Regions from separate parts of the Mus musculus genome. Here region 1 is linked to region 2. Evidence: chromatin loops called from intact Hi-C (ENCODE). Cell type or tissue: left cerebral cortex. All regions are shown on one strand. Each heading gives the region's core, and the rest is flanking DNA. Links, peaks and the distances in the headings are about the cores only.

The links. A loop is a pair of places that touch in the nucleus more often than their neighbours do. Peaks named below come from ENCODE experiments on the same cell type or tissue, not always from the same donor. Only the 100,000 strongest peaks of a DNase experiment are listed, where the experiment ranks them.
Region 1: a loop joins it to region 2, with 2.7 times the contacts of the local background. A loop is called at or near these places in 8 of 42 quality-filtered maps.

Annotation. Positions count from the first base shown.
Region 1 is chrX:104,196,153-104,203,555 of GRCm38, reverse strand. It overlaps Nexmif (neurite extension and migration factor), which reads left to right and starts at 2,372. Exons shown (of 5, transcript NM_001077354.3): 1 at 2,372-2,923. In left cerebral cortex, for the core only: no CTCF peak of the experiment used is centred there; DNase peaks (open chromatin) are centred at 3,830 and 4,653; H3K4me3 peaks cover 1,421 bases; H3K27ac peaks cover 665 bases.
Region 2 is chrX:105,003,104-105,010,506 of GRCm38, reverse strand. Gm33486 (a long non-coding RNA gene) reads left to right here and starts at 6,611. Exons shown (of 3, transcript XR_387034.2): 1 at 6,611-7,171; 2 at 7,275-7,403. In left cerebral cortex, for the core only: a CTCF peak has its summit at 3,807 (motif pointing right); a DNase peak (open chromatin) is centred at 3,882.

The DNA.
Region 1 (7,403 bases), core at 3,105-5,604, 810 kb after region 2:
GCCATATTTTAACTTAATCACTTCTTTAACTATTCTATTTCAAAAGTAGCCACAGCCTGAGATCCGGAGGGTTAGAACGTCAGCACAGTACTGGGGTGGGACACAGTTCATTCATAAGTAGACTTATGATGTATGTTCTCCTTCACTGTAACTAGTAACACACTGAAACTGTTTCATTATAATGTGTGTTCCTTGCTGTCTTTGAGTGGAGACACTGACAAAATAATAACTGATAGCTAATAAACGACCTTTATACATTCATTTTGTGTGTGCCTGTGTGGGGGCATGTACTTGTACATACTATGGCACGTGTGCAAAATCAACAGCCACTTCTGGATGTTGATTTTCTTCTTCTACCATGTGGGAGCCTCAGGGGGATGTTGGAGCATCAGAATTGAAGCATCTGCTTTTTATCCAGTAAGCCATCGCACTGGCTGGCAACTAACTTTCAAAAAGAATAACAGCATATGTGGTTAGCCAAGGTGAAATCAAATGGCAAAGAGCAATTCATTCTGGCAATTGAAATCCAGCCATACATGGTGGCATTTTTATATGCTTGACATTTGTTTCTGCACTTGAGGGTGGATGTCAAATTTTATTTTATTTTTTATTTATCTCATTGGCCTAAAAGAGGCAAGTGTACTTGCACAGTAAGCAAGGTACATAAAGCACTATTCCTCTTTTCAAGATGTGCATATTTTGTCAGGGTTCAATATTCTAACCTGTAAAATGGAAGTAATAAAAATGTGTTTATTATGAGGATTAAACAAAAGAATTGGTGTAGGTTGCTCACCATAGTGGTTGTCACACAGGTAAACACTCAGGAAGTTTGGATTCTTTGAGAAATGAGCCATTATTGAAGGATGAGTTTCTGTAATATAAGAGGGGACTGACAAGGAGTATTCCAAGAAGGTGAAATGGTAGGTGGCCTTTAGCTAAACCTCCCTGAAAACACACCCAGAAGTGTGTCCCCTAGGTGAGTGTAAGTTTTAAAAACCTGCCCCCACCCCACACAGACACTCCATGGCAAGAGGATGAAAGAGTCAGGACTGCGTTCCTTTAACTTAAACCCGACCCCTGTATCTTTTACTTTGCCTTGAAAAATCTCTCCCCCTACCCTCCTGACCCATACACATTATCCATGTCTGTGCTGTTTCTGGGGAGGGGTTAGGTGACAGGCTAGAGGCCCTGGGAAGGGTTAGAGGACTTACACACTGCAGATCTCGAAGTCTGACCTTAGAAAATGAGGCTGTAGGGTGGAAACAGAGAAATCTGAAATTGAGCTCTCCATGACTGGGAAGCTGGGTTGTGGCAAGGACTTGCTGGAGCAAGTGCACACAAAGTAGCTAGCTTTATTCTCTCCGCTCTAGCGTCAACACTTAATCGTTCTCCCTGGTTTCTAGTGGCACTGACCGTGGCTCTCAGGCCCCAACCCTACACCCTGGGCTTCATTGAATACTACGTGTTCCCCGGTGGGTCGCTTTCCATTCCTGTACTGTTGATTCCCAGGGCGTCAAAAGGGAAATGACCACCTAAGGAATTTTCCTGTGACAGCAGTCAGATCCCATTTCCTTCCCGGCCATATTCAGAATCCCTTTTTCTCTCCTTCACTTCCTAAAAAAACTCATCCCTTTCCAATTCTCTGCCTTGTTACAACCCTTCCAGCACAATCCACCTTCCCGGGGCTTGGGGCCTGAAGTTAAGGGTAGGTTGGATGGATAGAGGCTTAATACATGGAGCCATTCAGATATTCTTCCTGAAACTTCAGAGCGCCCCTCTCTGAACACATAACTGCCTTCAAAGGCGTGGGAGAGTGGTGTCCGGCTGCGTGTCTGCTAGGGGAAGAACAAGCCAGCAGCGCCGTGGACTGGGCGGGCTGCGAGAATGTGAGTGGGGGGCGGGGTGGGGGTGGGGAAGGGGGGTGCGCGCCCTTTATGACAGGTGGCCGCGCAGTGCGCGCTCCCGGACGTCTGAGGGGACCGCCGGGAGGGACAGACAGACAGACAGGGTGGGAGGGGGCACACACGAGGAAGGGACCGCAGAGAGGGTAAGGAAAGAGAGAGCAAGATAGGGAGGGCTGTGGTGGGGAAGGAGGATAGGGAGGGGAACGCGTCCAACAAGAACTGCTGTGTTGGAGGAAACAATGGCAGGGGCAATAGCGATGGTGGCAGCCGAGGCAGCCCCACTCTGGGCACCTTTCTGAATGGGCAGAGGCAGCTCTGGAAGCAGAAGAGAGCAGGCAGAGCCCGCAGAGGCTCTGAGCCAAGCAGCCCAGGGAGGAGAAGGGGGAGGAGGAGGAGGAAGAGGAGGAGGAGGAGAAAGGGGGGAGGAGGGGGCCGAGGCAGGGGGGGAGAACCCGGGAAGGAAAACCAGTAGCATCAGCAGCAGCAGCCACCGCCGCCGCCACCACCACAGCAGTGGCAGTAGCGGCAGTGGCAGCGTTTAGCAGTAGTGTTCCCAGCGCTAGCGGCAGTCGCAACCGCCCTCCGCGTCTCCGTCTCGCGGACAGCCGCAGCCACCGCGTGCAGAGCGGGCTCCGGGCACCGCCGCGCGCAGCCGGCGAGCCGGGCAGTGCTGGCGCGGGCGAGCGGCGCGGTGAGAGGAGCGCTGTCCTGGGAGCCGGCGGGCGGCTGTGGAGCCTCTGAGTTTCGGCGCCCGAGCCCGACAGCTCTGCCTCCATCTAGTGCGGCGGCTGCGGCGGAGCCAGAGTGAGCGAGCGGAGCGAGGCGCGTCCACCTGGCGGGCCCCGCGCATGGAGCAGAGGCAGAGGAGACGGCAGTGAGCGGGAGCAGCGGCGGCAGCTCTAGCAGCTCCGGCGACGGCGACGGCGGCGGCAGCCCAGCCTTGACTGCGACCGTCCCAGCTCGGGACGCCGGCAGCAAGGACCCACCAGCGACGTGCGCCTCGGGAGGCGGCCTGCGAGGTGAGTCTGAGCGCTGCCATGCAGCCTCCCCCATCCCCCCCGGGCCTTCTCCCTGGCTCCCCGGGCCGGCTGGAGCCGGCGGGCGGCAGCTGGGGGTGGGGGTGGCGGCTGCGAGGAACCGAGGGCTAGCCGAGCGAGGAGCCGAGCAAGGGATGCCGGCGGGGAGAGCGTGTGTGTGTGTGTGTGTGTGTGTGTGTGCGCGCGCGTGCGTGTGAGTGTGTGTGAGTGGGAGAGTGTGCGAATGGCGTGCGGGTGCTGTCTGTGTGCGGGAGGCAGCGAGGCCGCCGGGGCGAGGGAGCCTGGCTCGCCCGCCGCTGCCGCCGCCGCTGCCGCCGCCGCCGCCGCCGAGCGTGCGCTGCAATCTAGGAAAGGCCTGTGTGCCGCCGCCGGGGGAGGGGGAGGGGAAGGGAGCGGGCCGGAGCCGCCGCCACTGCCGCCGCCGCTCACACACGCCTGCCTGCCGCAGGGCAGCGGCCGCTAGCCGCCTGCCACCTCCCATCGGTTCGGTGACCCCGGGGGAACCTCGGGCGTCTGGGGAAAGTGGCACGGCCCGAGGCACGCGTCCGAGGGAGCGGGAAAACGTAGGCACGCGGCGGGCGCCGGCTGGCGTCCCGGCCGAAGCTGCAGAGGTGCGAAGGCGCCGCTGGCCGCCGTACGGACGCCTCCCCCGCCCGAGGCTCCCGCGCGCCCCAGGCGCCTCTGGCCACCCCGCGGTGGCACGGGCGGCTCGCAGCACCCGCTCCAAGCAGCCGCCGCTGGCGACCGACGAGAAGTTAGGGGCCCGAGCGAGCCTCGCCCAGGCTTGTCACCTTTGCAGGAAATTGGCCCGCTGCCCTTTCCCGCTCTCCCTTGCCGTCAGATTGACGCTTTCCTCCGGGACTCCTGGAGCTCGTCGCTGCTGCGCCTGCAGGGACACTGCTGCGGCTCGATCTTATCCAGCCCTGCGGGCTCAGAGGCCGTGGGGCGGCCCCGCTCCCCGAAAGTGTGCAGACCGCGCTGTTCAGCTGAGGAATCCAGTGGTTTCAGCATGACTGCTCCTGTCTCATTAGTGAGACACCGAACCACGGGCGCAAGGCTTTTAGTCTTTTTCTGAAGTTAAAAAAAAAAAAAAAATCAGTTGACATTCCCATTTTGACACCAGCACTTCAGATTTTTGTCCAGCTTCTGGTAGCATTTTGGAATGACCAAGTCTCATATTTTGCTTCTGGGCTTTGGCTTCCAACATGTTGTTAAATTCTAGGCGCAACAGCATACTTAACTGTGTGGCTTTTTCTAACGTTTCATTTTGTAGACTTGTCTGAGAATACACAATAGTGTGTGGGGTTGGCAGGACTTTTTTTTAAGTATCTTTATAAAATACTTTAGCGCTGGGATTTAAAAAACTGTTTTAATTGAAGAAGCAGAGTGTGCTTATAGTTCTGGAATATTTTGCTTGCTGAGTAAAAGGTGCTCTAATGGTTTCCTCTGAACTGCAAGAGACCATTTGGGACTTGCGGGGTGAGTCGCACATCTTTATGCATGGATAGAATGACCAAACATTTTATTTACAGCAGTGATGTTCTCATAGCTGAGGAGATTTTACACTTATTAAAAAATATTTTTAGAAAGGAACAAAAAAAAAACCTTAAGAAACTGTCATTTTACATATTAACTAGAAAACCGGCTAATCAAATAAAACTGGCTGAGTGTCTGAAACTCTATCCCAGTGAAATATGTGGCTGTGAATATAATTAACCATCTGTCTAGTGAGCAATTTAAATTTGGGCTGGTACATTTTTATTACAGTCTCTAATTTCTGGAAGACTTGTACATTTTACCCAGCACTAACAACAGAAGCGTATTTGCTTACTAGGTCAGAAATGTACTTGTGTGGTGGTGGGATTTCCCTCTATCCCCACCCTTACATCTTATGTAGTCTCTATACTCTTACATCTTACATAGTCTCCATACTCCTTGACCAGGGAGGTCAAATAAACCTCGGGCTTTTTTGCAAGCAACATATTTACAATAGGGGAATTCAAAGCCCCTCTGGCAGCTAGTGATTAGACATTTTGTTGTTGTTTCTTGGAAATACTTAGCAAAAATTGTCTCCCACAGAACCTAGATAGATTGCATGTATTTGAGTTGAAAAGACATAATTTTTGTGTGTGTGCCCATGTGTTCAAATAGGGTGGGGTGATTCAAGAAAATTTGTAAGACTTGAAATTTGATTTCATTTACTTTGTCTTTTTCTACTTAATTCTTTGTAGAGCACACCCCCCAGCTTGTCTTCCTGTCTCCATACCCCTATGCCCCACAGAACTAGGCTAAGAAAAATCACACTCTTGTCCCTTTAGCCAGTTTTTTTTTTACTTCAATAGTACCAGATCTGTGATTATTAACAATATGTCAAGAAACTAACTTTTTTTGAAGACCAAACATTCAAAATATCAAAACATAAAATATTGTGCACATTTAAATTCTTCCTGTGGTATGATTTTTAACTTGAAAGTAATTACTTGAAAAAAAACTGAAAAGAGTTTAGGGAAAAGATTAGATTTCACAGACTCCAACCAAATAGCTATTGTTAACATAATTAAAAAGAACCACTGATTGTGCAGCAAGCCAGAGAAAGCCATTTAAAAGAAAATACTTTTAAAACAAATATTTGCCTAAATTACAGCTCGGATAAATGGGTAACAATTATATAAGCACATGGCAGAATTTGACATATGTCAAGTCTGTTAAATAAATCAGTCTGTTCAATGAATAAATCTTCGATGCATCAATGTTTTTTTAACACACACATACACACATGCAGGCACACGTGCAAACCTGTAATATCCCTGTTGCCAAAGTCAAACAACTGCAGAACACTGCTGCTTTCTGTTTTACTCACTGTCTTTCTCCTGTCTTTTTCTTTTTCTTTTCTTTTCTTTTCTTTTCTTTTCTTTTCTTTTCTTTTTTTTTACAATCTGATTACCTGTAAGCTGCCCAGAGAGCAAAGCGAACTAAAGATGTGCTGTTGATTCCCTTTGCTTGTGTTTACGGAGGTAGAAGAGAGAAAGAAAAAGCTCTAACAGCCGGATTTAAAACACTCAAAGACGTGCTCATGGCACTCTAACACAATCACTGTGGAGGTTCTAGTCTCACTGAAGTATTTGCTTAGGGGAGGGACTGTCTTAACCAAAGAAGCATTTATTGCAGTTTCTCTGCTCCTAAATCCAGTTCTAGAGATTTTTTTCTTCTGCAAGCCCCTTCCATTGTAGTAAGAGGAGATTCTAGTTGGCCTTTGACTGTTATATGTAAACTTTTTATGTGTTAGTATACCCGTGGTCAAAATGTTCCTGCTGGCAGTAAGCAAAAGAAGATAGAAGGGTCAAACAAGTGATACAGAGGAGACTGATTCACTGAGAAGCAGGTCATTTTTGGCTTCATTGTTTTTCCCATGTTGGAGGATTTCAGATTTAAACTTTATATTTTCCTTTATTATTTTACTTCCTCTGAAGAGTCGAGCTCCCTAGTTAATAGTTCCTCACCAGAGCACCCTTTCAAATCCAAGGTCATAAGGTTGGACATAAAGAACTTAAGCTGGTTGTCCAGGACGCTTTGAGAACAAAACAAAGAGCCATGACAGGAGCACTTCAGGTGACCTTTAAGTTTGTACCTTCACTGCTATCCAGAAAATGTATTTTGAGGCAGACATGAAACAACATCGGCCTCCTGCCACAGTAAGCATATCACAATTTAGGGAAGGAGGCAGTTCAGGGAAGCTGCCTTTTTGAGGCCTGCTCCAGGTAGAGGCAAGGATCTTTTGTCTCTTCCCTCTGTCCTGAATAGTGATTCACAGACTTTGGCTATGGAATGTGCTCCCTTTTTCTTGTAAATGCTATGATCTAATGTCTTTCCTTGTTCTCCAGCCGGAAAGGATTTCTAGCGTTTGTTTTGCTTTTGTTGTGTTCTGTTCCAAGCTTTTTCCCCTTTTCCCCCCGGAGCTGAAGATGGAGCACAGGGCCTTGGACACGCTAGAGAAGAGCTCTACCTTGGAGCTACATTTCCAGCCATGAGTGTTTTTTGCTTTTGTTTTTCATTTTTAGACAGGGTCTTGTGTGTAGCCCAGGCTACTTTTGGATTTGTGATCCTCATACGTCCACCTCCCGAGTACTGGCATTACATACAATGTTCCAAAAACCCCTGGCAGAATTCTTAAGAGCATCCACAACGCACACAATTTTTTTTCCAAAATGGCGTGTCTATAGATCATCTTATTTCTCTCCAGTAAGATGACTTTGATTTAAGCAATTATGTACCATTTTCCTCAAGTGTCCCCAAATCCTATGAAAACTATCAGTTTCATTCTCCCATTGTTTTTTTCAAGTGTCCCACAAACTAGCTGGAGAAAGAAGCTTCTGCTGTCTATCTGCAGATTATCTAAAGGCTGGAGAACAAGATTTGTACACTGCATCTAAACATAGGAATTTTGACCCACCCTCCATCAAGA
Region 2 (7,403 bases), core at 2,720-5,219:
ATCAAACTGCCTGTATCTGTGGGTCAGGAAACGTTGCAGAAGAAGAGGGCAGAAAGATTGCACAATCCAGAACATCAGGACATTCTATTTTTTGCCCAGGGCTTCATGCGTACTAGGCAAGCGCTGGACTACTCAGCTAATACCTCAGCCCCGTTATGAATTTAGAACTTAATTTTGTCCAGCATGTTCATTTACATAGCCACTGTCTGTGGGGATTTCACCATCTATCACATTGTATGTTTTTAGTCATCTTGATCTCTTTAGCCCACAAGTATAGTCATATCATGTACCATTTTATAATGTGAAAACCCTCCCAAATCCCACTCCAAACCTCTGTTTTCTGACTCAAGTTTCCTCTGTTTCCAACACACAGCCCTTTGCTCCCAATACCTTGTTTTTTGTTCTCCCCCCCCCCACCCAGTAGCAAAATATACAGCTGTAGATGTGGCTCAATACATGGTATTTGATTACCATGAGTTATGGAATTTAACACCCAGCATCACACAGAAACAAATGAAAAATGTAAGGTTTAATGTTTTACTCATTTGTGAGTGTTATGTACATTTGTATATATGTGTCTGCATGCATATGTGGTGAGGGGGAATATGCATGTATATATGTGGAAGACAGATGTTGATACTGGGTTCCTTTCTTGATTCCTCTCCACCTTATGTATTAAACTCTCACTTGAGTCCAGAGCTCACCAATTCAGGTATCCTAGGCAGTCAGCTTGTCCCCGAGATGCCCTGTCTCTACTTCCTGGAGCACTGGGGATGCAGGCAGACCTCCACACCTATATGCCACTTGGCTGGATACTGAGGCTCTCCCACTTAGCAAGTGTTTTACTCATCAAGCCATCTCCAGCCCCCTAATTTACCACTTTAATAATTTAAACTGTATAGTTCAGTGGAATTAAACACATTCTCATTGTTATGAAATTATTCCCATATCCACTTCCAGAATTGTCTGATCACTCCAAACAGGCATTTAACAGATGTTAAACAGTTAAATTTTCATTTGATCCTTTCCAAGTTGCTGGTAAGCTGTAATCTACATTCTGCATCTAAATTGTCATATAAGTTTCATTTAAGAAGAATTACAGAAAATATGTCCCTTTTGTCTAGTTTATTTCGCCAAGCATATTTTTGAGGTTCATTCAGGTTACGGTCTGGACCTGGATTTCTTTCTATGTAAAGGCTATTATCTCATTTTAAAAGCACATCCATTACATTTTGTGTAGTCACTCATCTGTTGGACATTCATATATTGCTTCCAACCTTTGGCTGTTGAGCATAATGCTTCTGTGAACATCAGTGCACAATTGTCTGCCTGTATCCCTGCTTTCACTTCTTTTGATAATATACTTAGGAATGGAATGGTCATGTGGTAATTGTATTTTTAACCTTCTGAGGAACTAGACTCAACATGACTTGTTACTTTCCCTTTCTTCATTAAAAAGTGTACTAAAACATACATAAACCATCAAATTGACTGGGCCATTGTATCAGATATATGGTAAAACATTCTGAATGTTTGCGCAAATTCTCTAGGATGAGGTAAACACTTAAACTAGCAGGCTTTCTGTGAAGCTGGTGACACACCATCATACTGGCACAGGTGCATCTCACCAATGAAAGACTGAATAGGAAAAAAAAAAAAAAAAAAAAAAAAGGACCGGGCTTCCCTGGTCAACAGTGGATCCATCATTAGTCATTGGACTTGAACTGTAACAACAGCTCTTCCTGAGAATCTGTTCTTGAACTAAAACATCAGTGTCAGTGTTTGCATCTTCAGCTTGCCAGGCTGCTGCTGCTGCTGCTGCTTCTTCTTCTTCTTCTTCTTCTTCTTCTTCTTCTTCTTCTTCTTCTTCTTCTTCTTCTTCTTCTTCTTCTTCTTCTTCTTCTTCTTCTTCCCTCTTCTTCTTCCCTCTTCTTCCCTCTTCTTCTTCCCTCTTCTTCTTCCCTCTTCTCCTTTCTCCTCTTCCTTCTCCTTCTTTGTAATTTTGTAGTTTCTAGTCTCATCAATTTTATGAACTAAGCCTTTAAAATAGATTTCCTAGATTGTTTTTCTTCATTGGGGTCTGCTTCCTGAAGTCAATAATTTCAATTGTCTTACTTTCAAGTTTATTGAAATCTCAGGTCCTCCTGTTTACAATACAAGGGCTTTACCCACTAAAATATGCCAGGCCCTTTGCTAATGTTTTAAAGGGTTTCTTTGAAGTTTATGAGCTTTCCAAGGCTTTGCAGATTTGGTCTTTGTTGGGACAGCCCTTGACAAGGTAACAAGTTCTGAAACTAAAGACTACCACAGGGGACAAGATTACATTTCCCAAGACTCTTTTCTGAGCACACAGGATGCCTTATCATTCCTATAACTTTCATGAGATCCAATATGCATATGACAGCTGTTATAGACCCTCAAGTCCTAGACATTCTTTCTTTAGCTTCTTTGTGTTTTCAAAGGCCTGTTGTTTGCCTCCACTTATGACAACATGTCTCAGAGGACTGTGGCTCTCTAGTTTTCCTGCAGCTCGTGCGAGCAGTACTGAATACTCCCCCCCCCCCCCACACACACTTAGTTCCAAGTTCAGTAAAGATGAATGCTAAGTACAGTAAAGATGAATGCCTTGAATTTTTAAAAAAGGTACAGAAAAGCTGTACACAGTAACATGAAAATTGAGTGTGCTCTACTTCTTCCTGTTCAAGGGAGAGAACTGAGTGCTAGGGCTGACTCTTTAAGACCAAAACAAGCAATCACAGAGTTCTCCGGAAAGGATGTCATGCAAGAGTGGGTCCAATACCACTACCTATCAATTTGGCGATGCCTTTTTTATTTGCTTGGCTGATGCCAAGTCTTTGGCTCTTTCCCAGACTCTGGCAATGTTGTTTTAAAGAGCCTTGGCTTGGACTTGGTTTGATTTGCTTTGATTTCCTTTTTTTTTCTTTCTGAGAAGGAAGACAAAGTAGATCAGTGGTTCTCTGCCTATGGGTTGGGATCACATTGGCAAACCCTTATTTCCAAAAATATTTAGATTACAATTTCATAACAGTAGCAAAATTACAGTTAGGAAATAGCAACAAAAATAATTGTATGGTTGGAGATCACCACACGGGGAACTCAAAGGGTCACAGCATTAGGAAGGTTGAGAACCACTGGCTTCTTCATCCACAACTTCATTGTCGTCCACTCTAACCTTCTAGGATTATCAAGGCTGGTTTCATTAGTGCATTTGCCTTTTGGCTTTGCCTTCCAAGTCCTTAAAGGTACAAGGTCTTTTACATTAGTCATGTCTTTCTATCATCCTTGGATTGGCAGAGGAGCAGAGGGTCTTTGATAAAATTCAATGAAGCACCAATCTTTACAAGGGAGAGAGTGGAGCATATGAAAACATTGAAAATGTCCTTCTCATTAGTGCAGTGTAAGGCAGAGACAGTGGCAGTGCTAGCCAATGAAGGGATCGGCCCTCGATGTGGGATAAACAAACTCATGTACCCCTTCACCTGCCATACAATGTTCTCTCCATCTCTTTGACATAAAAGCTTGTTGCTAAGGATTCATGGCATGCAGTACAGATCACTTGGTGTAAAGTCTTCCTGGAGGCTTTCTTGTTTATGGGCAAGTCAACTGAAAAAGAAAGAAAAGAAAAGGCAAGACATAGAGGGAGAAAGAAGTAAAGGAAGGAAAGAAAGAATGAAGCTAAAAAGGAAGGAAACAGAAAGGAAAGAGATAAGGGATGTAATAATGTAATAAATAATCTATTACATTATTACACATTTATCTATTCCATTAGCTTCCTGAAGATGGCAGCAGTGTTCTGTGAACCCAACCTCCGCAGGCCTTTCTCTCCAAGCACCCACCATAGGTGTGAAATGCTTATGACTCTGCCTAGCATAGATTGTAATCTTTAACAGAATTGTTTATCAGTGTGATAGCTGAAGATCTGCCTCCCAGCACTGGCTCCATTTGCATCTCTTTGATACTCAGGAAAGGAACGGATTTCTGTGTCTCAAAGCATTTCTCTTTCTTCTCTGAACAATTTTCATATCCTTTTTTCTATATTTACACCAGGATTTAATTTTGTGGCTTTTACTTTTTCTCGTTACAAAAATAATATGCATGCACTGTGGAGATTGGAATAAACTTAGAAATTTTACATACTCCCAGAGACAATGGTTTCAACATTTAGATTCATTTTTACTACCATCTGTGTAGTTTCTTGCCTTGATCACATTTTAAATAATTTTGCTCTATATCTTGTTTTTTTCCCCCATATAACTCTATGCTGATATTTTCTGTGCTGTTAACAATTCTGGCATATATTTTGAACATAGTTTTACTTTATGATTTAAAGAGTAATTCATCAGTACTATTAAATACTAGACTATGTGATTTGGACAACCCCCCAAAATATCTGTTACTAAACTTTTGGTATGTATGTTATGCATGAGTCTGCCTGATTGAGTTTGTGTGCACATAACGTGGAGCCAGGGGTCAACTTCAGGAGCCATCCACCTGATTGTGACAAGGTCTCTCAATTGTCTTTCATCTCACTCAGTAAGTTAGTCTTGCTGGCCAAAGTTCAGGCAAAAAATCTGAGTGTAGTAGTAATTGCTTGTACTCCCCAAACTAAGAAGGTGGAGATGGGCAGATCTCTGGGGCTAGCTTACACACACACCACCGGTTTAATTGTGTTAGCATTCGTCTCTCATCCATTAATCTAAACTACAGACTACATAAATCAATTTTGCAGTTTTATTTACAAAAGAATATTTTATTAGATATTTTCTTTATATACATTTCAAATGCTATCCCGAAAGTTCCCTATACCCCCCCCCACTCCCCTACCCACCCACTCCCTCTTCTTGGCCTTGACATTCCCCTGTACTGGGACATATAAAGTTTGCAATACCAAGGGGCCTCTCTTCCCAGTGATGGCCGACTAGGCCATCTTCTGCTACATATGCAGCTAGAGACACGAGCTCTGGGGAGACTGGTTAGTTCATATTGTTGTTCCACCTATAGGGTTGCAGACCCCTTCAGGTCCTTGGGTGCTTTCTCTAGCTTCTCCATTGGGTGCCCTGTGTTCCATCTTATAGATGACTGACCATCCACTTCTGTATTTGCCAGGCACTGACATAGCCTCATATGAGACAGCTATAACAGGGTCCCTTCAGCAAAATCTTTCTGGGATATGCAATAGTGTCTGGGTTTGGTGGCTGATTATGGGATGGATCCCCGGGTGGGGTAGTCTCTGGATAGTCCATTCTTCATCTTAGCTCCAAATTTACAAAAGGAAATTAAAAAAATTTTTTTTCAATTTTTTTATTAGATATTTTCTTCATTTACATTTCAAATGCTATTCCAAAAGTCCCCTATATCCTCCCCCGCCCTGCTCCCCTACCGACCCATTTAGCCCTGGCATTCCCCTGTACTGGGGCATATAAAGTTTGCAGAAAAAAATATGATATTCCCTTTTGTAAATAATATATATTACTTAATTTCAACTTTGTTTTATTTTAAACCATTGAATAATTGAACTTAGAAAGCCACAGAATCAATGAAGATATCTAAGCACAACTTTCTTTGTCCCTAAGCCTGTATCTGGGTCTTAGATGTGTATTGTCCTCTTCCAAAGTCAGTGAGCCATCCCCCCAACCCCTGGTAATCCCTCTCTAGTTCTCTCTCTCTCTCTCTCTCTCTCTCTCTCTCCCTCTCTCTCTCTCTCTCTCTCTCTCTCTCCTCTACCATATGCTTAAATCTCAAGTATGTGTTATCCCTTATCTTGGCATAATAAATTCACTAACTTTTGTTCACACATATACTCCTGAAATTATTTTTTTGTAGTGTAGTCAAACATCCAGCTTTACCCAACTTCAGGCCCCTAAGGGGTTGGGGGTGGGGGGAGTAGGTGGGACAGTAGCTCCTAATGGCTGCTGAGCTGTGTCTCACCACTGTTCCTGACAAGACCAGAGATTTTGAATTTGGTACCTTAAATTCTCTTCCCATTATTAATATGCTTCACGTAAAGATAAACTTCTAAGGGTATATGCGGTACCCTACCCACAGGATTTTACCACCAAAGCAGGGGGTGGGATCACATCACCCATGGCCAGCCACCAGGGAGCTTCATAGTGCTGGCAGTGAAAACAATAGCAAATGGTCACTGAACCCTTGCCCTATGTCAGAAATTAAAATTATCTCTTTATATAAATTGACTCATTTGGTATTCATAACAAGATGGTGGTGGGGCACACCTTTAATCCCAGCACTGGGGAGGCAGGGGCAGTAGAATTCCCTAGCTTGGAATAACAGAGTGAATTTCAGGACAGCCAGGACTACACAAAGGAACTCTATACAAACAAACACACAAACAGAAAAAGAAATGAAAAATAAAGAAAGAGGAAGGAAAGAAGGAAGGAAGGAAAGAAAGAAGAAGGATTCATAATAACTCTATGAAGTATGGCTATTATTACCAACACTTTATAGATGGAGACACCAAGAAGATCTCTTTGCTGGAGAAGCAAAGAGATCCAGTGAGCTGAACTGTCTAAATACAAATGTGAGATCTGAGAAGTCCTTGTGTTTATCAGTATTTTAGAGAAGATTATTTTAATCAAAGTAGATGTTGCTTTCTGCCTAGAGGTGAAAGAATATATAGGAGGAAGTCAGTGTATTTGTTGGAGAAGGGAAGACTAGAGATAATGCTACAGAAGTGGAAAATAATTACAAAGGGAAGTAGGGAAGTCAAAGATACACTTTTCTTTTACAGCAGGACTTCACTAAAATATCAAATTACACATTTTCTGCAGAAGGCTTGTGGGGCAGATAAACCCCAGTGAAGCTGGAAGAAACCAAACAGAAAGAAAACACCAAGCAAACACTTCGAAGGAGACATTTTAAACAGGACTGTGGACTAGTAAAGAAGAAAATTAAACAGGGAAGTAATTGTGAGAGAAACAGCTGCACCGGGAAACCAACTGTCAGTAAAAATAACCTCAGGCTGCGCAGAGGGGCTGTAAGGCTTGGAAAGAGTTGCAGAAGCAAAGGCAGCTGCTTTAATTGGCAGCCCCCACTCCTGCACTCCCTCACAAATACCCCATCCTGAGAAGTTCTGCTTTAAGGATAATTAGAGGGAAAAGGCACAGTATTTGATGGTGCTGTCTGGCATAAAGTAAGTGCTAAGTAAATGTCACCAGTTATTGTCATTTCCACTCACATTATTAAAACAGGATCTTTACTCAGTCCTCTACATCAAGTCTCTCTCCTTCTGTCAGCCCATCATCCCACCGGTGACTTGTATTCCTCACCTTGAAGGGCTCATTTCTGCAGCAGAGAGTGCACAGGCTGGCCTACTACCTGGACAAACCTTGACCAGGAAGTTAAGAACATCTGGTGAAATGCTC